Linked DNA regions of Homo sapiens: region 2 is linked to region 1. A link is an interaction called in ENCODE POLR2A ChIA-PET data of the cell type or tissue named here. Cell type or tissue: K562. All regions are shown on one strand.

Region 1 (2,500 bases):
TGGTAGGATCACTAGAAGCCAGGAGTTTCAGACCAGCCTGGGCAACAAAGCAAGAACCCCGCTATCTCTACAAAAAATTTTAAAAAATTAGCGGAGTGTGGTGGCATGCGCCTGTAGTCCCAGCTACTCCAGAGGCTGAGGCAGGAGGATCACTTGAGCCTGGGAGGTCAAGGCTACAGTGCAGTATGATCCTACCTGTGAATAGCCACTGCATTCCAGCCTCCAGCCTGGGCAACAAATCAAGACCATGTCTTCAAAAAGAAAAAAAAAAAAAAAAGAATGTAAATAATCACGCTCCTTCTGAGATGTCTGCCTGCAAGGTGGGAATACGATGAGAGCCCCCAGGCATGAGGCTTCCTTCCTACCTTCCAGGCCCTTCTGAGTACTTAGATCAACTTAATCCTAACAACTATCCTACGAGAACTCCATTAGACAGAGAGGCAACTTGAGGCTCAGACTGTGAAGCAGATGGCCAAGGTCAGGCTGCTGGAAGCTGAAGAGCCAGGATTCAGGCTCAGGCTATAGCTCCGGAGCCCACGCCCCAGCCCAGGTGCTGCCCGCCCCAGTGCGCTACGGAGGGTCACACAGAGCCCAGCTGGCATCCCAAGCCTCTGCCCTCACGCTAGGCAGTCCCTGGGGAGATTGGATGAGGGGCTCAGGGACCCCCCATGCCCAATGTCCTGGCTCATTTGGGTAAACTAAGGCCTGGCAGAATGGAAGCCATTCTCATTACACCACAGGCCAGGGCCAAGTAGGCAGGGCTGGTGGGGGTGGGAGGCCGGCCATACCCACCTGTAGGCACATGCGGCTCCAAGGAGATGGCAGATGGGAGGGGTGGGGAGAGGCCTTGCATGGCACCCACTCCCACCTGTGCGGCACGAGAGGGAGGGAAGGAGCATCATTAACACGACATGGCCTCCTCCCCACTGCTCAGCCTCTCCCGGAGGATGGTGAGGGGGGAATCCATTATCGGGCAAAATAGCAGCTGCTGACGTGAAAATGAAATATAGATTCAATACCTGAGCCTTTCAGCTCACAAATCATGCCCCCGGCCCAGGTGACAGCCAGCACAGACGCCCAGCTCAGATAACAGAAGGGAGGAGATAGGTCGGGGACGGGGACAGACGGCACCTCCCCAACTCCCCAGCCCCTCCCCCTGGGGCTCAGGGACCCAAAGCAGGGACCAGGACCCAGGCTTGTCTCCCTCCTGTCCCTAGGTGGGTGACGCACCAACATGCCCGTGGCCTCCGGTGCACACACAGGGTCCCCAAGCAGGCAGCTGGAGGGCTGGGGTGCCTGGAGCTGCCCTGCCTGCAGTGATTGCGGACACGCCCCTCGCGAGGCACCGCAGGCTGCCACCCCCAGCTTGTGAACTGGGGGTGGCCCCAGAGCTGTTTGTTTTCCCTGACTGAGGGGCGGCTGTGCCACCCCCACACTCCTGAAATGGGTGATGAGGGGGTTGGGGGAGGAGCTGAGCGGCCCACTTCCTGCTGCTGTCCATTTAGCCAGCGGTTCGCTCGGCTTTTAGGAGGGGGCTGGCGGTGAACCCATCCCCGTTACAATGCACTCAGGGACCCTGACAACTAATTTAATTTAAAACAGCCTTGCAATAAAAGCTCAGAACGGAAAACCGCCGGTCTTGGGGGTTATTTAACAAATTGCCTCACAGATAAATACATTAAAATGATTCTCAAACCGGAGCCGGGCGAAGTTGAAGTAAAATTAAGAAAGTTGAATCAAAATGTAAATTAATGGCATTAAGATATGGCGTTCAAATTGGCAGGACTCACGCTTCGGGAGTGTTGGCAACGGTTCTGCCTTCTGTTCAGGTGATGTGGCACCTCCACGCGGTGTCAGAAACCCCTTCAGTCCCAGGCATTGGGGAGCTGGTGGCAAGGCCACCCCAACCCCACCCAGCACCCGCCTGTCCCACTCTTCCGCCTTTGGGGACAGTGATGCCTACCAGGCCCTGGCAGGCTCAGGCCCAGCTGCCCGCATGCCCTAGTAGCTGTAAAATGGAGGTATCTACTGCATTGACCTCACCAGCTGCTAGCAAGGAATAAAAGAGTCTGGGCACGGTAAGGGCTGGCACAGATTGGAGCCCTCCACAAACATGAGGTCCTAGGATAACGATGGTTGTCTCCCTTGCACATATTTACTGCCGATTACTCTTACAGAGCCCCGCATTCCCATTTGATTGGCAGATAAACTGAAGCCAGGGAAGCCCAGGCAGAATAGATAGGGTTCCATGTGCAGAGGGGCTTTTGTCTCTACCCCCTCCAGCCTGCACCAAGGGTCCTGATCTCACGTGTCTGTCTCTCCCAGCTGAGGGCAGAGAAGCTGCAGCTGGGACAGCTGCTAGCCTGGGAGCCCAGATAATGGGCTCAGAACCTGGGAGCACCCCCATGGGCATGCTCCCCCATCCTTTGTGGGCCTGTGTCACTGAGCAGCCCTCCCAGCCTGGTTGAGTGAGCCTCGGCCTTCCCCGGAGGTTCACAGA
Region 2 (2,500 bases), 89 kb before region 1:
CTCGTCCTCCCAAAATGCTGGGATTAACAGGCGTGAGAGACCGCTCCGTGCCCCCGCTTTTTTTTTTTTTTTTTTTGAGGCTAGACTGCAGTGGCGCAATCACAGCTCTGTAGCCTTGACTTTGACTGCAGCCTTGACCTCCCAGGCTCAAGCGATCCTCCCACCACAGGTTGTACCCCAGTAGCTGGGACTATAGGCATGTGCTACCACCATGCCTGGCTAGTTTCATCTTTTTTTTTTTTTTTTTGAGACTGAGTCTCACTCTGTTGCCCAGGCTGGAGTGTAGTGGAACAATCTCGACTCACTGCAACCTCCGCCTCCCGGGTTCAAGTGATTCTCAGCCTCCTGAGTAGCTGGGATTACAGGCGCTCGCCACCATGCCCGGCTAATGGTTTTTTTTTTTTTTTTTAAGTAGAGATGGGGTTTCACCCTGTTGGTCAGGCTGGTCTCGAACTTCTGACCTCGTGATCCGCCCACCTCGGCCTCCCAAAGTGCTGGGATTACAGGCATGAGCCACTGCGCCCAGCCATACCTGGCTAGTTTCTTAAAACATTTTCTTGTAGAGATGGGGTCTTACTATGTTGGACAGGCTGATCTTGAACTCGTGGGCTCAAGTGATCCTCCTACCTCAGCCTTTCAAAGTGCTGGGACTACAGGTGTCAGCCACTGCGCCTGGCTGCTTGCTTTTTTTTTTTTTTTTGAGACAGAGTCTCGCTCTGTCGCCAGGCTGGAGTGCAGTGGTGTGATCTCGGCTCACTGCAACCTCCGCCTCCTGGGTTCAAGTGATTCTCCTGCCTCAGCCTCCCGAGTAGCTAGGACTACAGGCGTGTGCTACCACGCCCAGCTAATTTTTGTATTTTTAGTAGAGATGGGGTTTCATCATGTTGGCCAGGATGGTCTCGATCTCTTGAACCTCAATATCTGCCCGCCTCGGCCTCCCAAAATGCTGGGATTACAGGCGTGAGCCACCGCCGCCGGCCCCTGCTTGCTTTTTAAATGTCAACTCCAGGGCCCCTTTCCTTCTAACACTTTCCATACATGGTTATGGACTAATTGTCTTTCTTCATTCTATCTGCCAGCTTCCCTTTCTCCTCCTCTGTTTGACTTGGGGAATCTGCCATTCCTCTGTCCCCAGGAGTCCTTCCTCAGTGATTCTTTCTCCTGGTGTGTGAGGGGCAGGAAGTACCTCAGCAGGGGCAATGTTCCCAAACACTGCACGCTGAGCTGGAGTCCTGATTGCCAGCATCTGGAAGGAATACTCGGACCTGCCGGGTCCCACCCTCGAGGAAGACATGGCTTTACCTCTCCTTTGCATCCTCTTTGCTGGGGTGACTTGGTTGATTTCTGAAAAGACACAGGTTCAGTCTCCCCTGTGGAGCTGAGGCTGCCAGGACGCCTGTGCCTGGAACAGTGGGCAAAGATGTCAGGTGAGAGGGGAGGGCTGTGGTTGGCCTCAGGCCCTGAGTGTCTGAACACACGTCTTCCTAGCTCCTGTTCTGCAGGTTGTTTCCTGATTTATGTTGACAGAGCTGAGGGTGGACCTGACTCTCCTGCCGTAGCCTGGTCTTGCTTGGCTTTTCTGCGTGATGCCCAGGGAAGCCTGTGGGGCCCAGTGCCTGATACCGTACTGGGTTTAGCTCCTGCCATAGCTGTTTCCCTGAGCGTTAGGAAATTGTCCTCTGCCTCCTAGGTGGCTCCTTTCCTTCCACACAAGCCAGACTTTGTATATGAGGCTGAAGGGTCAGGGCCTAGTTGGAGGGCCGGGGAGAAGCTGCCTGGGCCTGTTGCCCCTAGTGGGGTTCAGAATGCTGCAGGTGTGCCCGGTGGGAGCATCGGCCAGGGAGGGGAGAGCCTATGTTGGATCTGGAGCCAGGATGGGGTACTGACCTAGGAGAATCCACCTGCCACATACAGGTATCACAACAGGTCCCTTGTTTCTGGATGGAGGGTCCTCATGGCCATCTTCCACACAACAGGACCACCCCTTGTTCTGTGCATGGTTCTGGGAGGCTTTTCTGCTTACATTAGTCCCTGTGGAGGTGGGACCTGAGCGCCCCCTGACTGTCCTCTCAGGCCCATCTCCTGGCCTGGCTGGCAGCTCCCTGGCCCTGGGGACCAGCCACTGCGGTGTGGGAGGCCGGGGCATTCCCACCAAGCCTGCACTTCTTGAGTAGAGGGCCCTGAGTGTCCTGGCCCTTGGTTGACTCAGGGCTGCTTTCCTCTGGCTGTGGGCACAGATGAGGTGCTGGTCTCATAACCACGGGGCTGCACACAGCAAGGACGTGGCACTGGAAAAAGTGTGATCTTGAGTTTTTCTTTTTTTTTTTTTTTGAGACGGAGTTTTGCTCTTGTTGCCCAGGCTGGAGTGCAATGGCACGACCTTGGGTCATTGGCAACCTCTGCCTCCCGAGTTCAAGCGATTCTCCTGCTTCAGCCTCCCGAGTAGCTGGGACTACAGACATGCACCACCACACCCAGCTAATTTTGTATTTTTAGTAGA

Evidence for each region. ChIA-PET counts read pairs that join two places held together with the same protein. Peaks named below come from ENCODE experiments on the same cell type or tissue, not always from the same donor. Only the 100,000 strongest peaks of a DNase experiment are listed, where the experiment ranks them.
Region 2: POLR2A ChIA-PET joins it to region 1 with 8 read pairs; 2 of 35 experiments call an interaction of 5 or more read pairs at or near these places.

The regions. Positions count from the first base shown.
Region 1 is chr11:64,066,383-64,068,882 of GRCh38, forward strand. The region is part of intron 3 of MACROD1 (mono-ADP ribosylhydrolase 1); the gene reads right to left. All of the region lies in intron 1 of FLRT1 (fibronectin leucine rich transmembrane protein 1), which reads left to right. Among named protein-coding and RNA genes, the nearest start is that of FLRT1, 32 kb to the left of the region's middle. In K562, no CTCF peak of the experiment used is centred here; a DNase peak (open chromatin) is centred at 1,124.
Region 2 is chr11:63,977,536-63,980,035 of GRCh38, forward strand. No RefSeq gene overlaps it. Among named protein-coding and RNA genes, the nearest start is that of COX8A, 4.2 kb to the left of the region's middle. RefSeq lists enhancers at 1-413, 1,090-1,767. In K562, no CTCF peak of the experiment used is centred here; no DNase peak of the experiment used is centred here.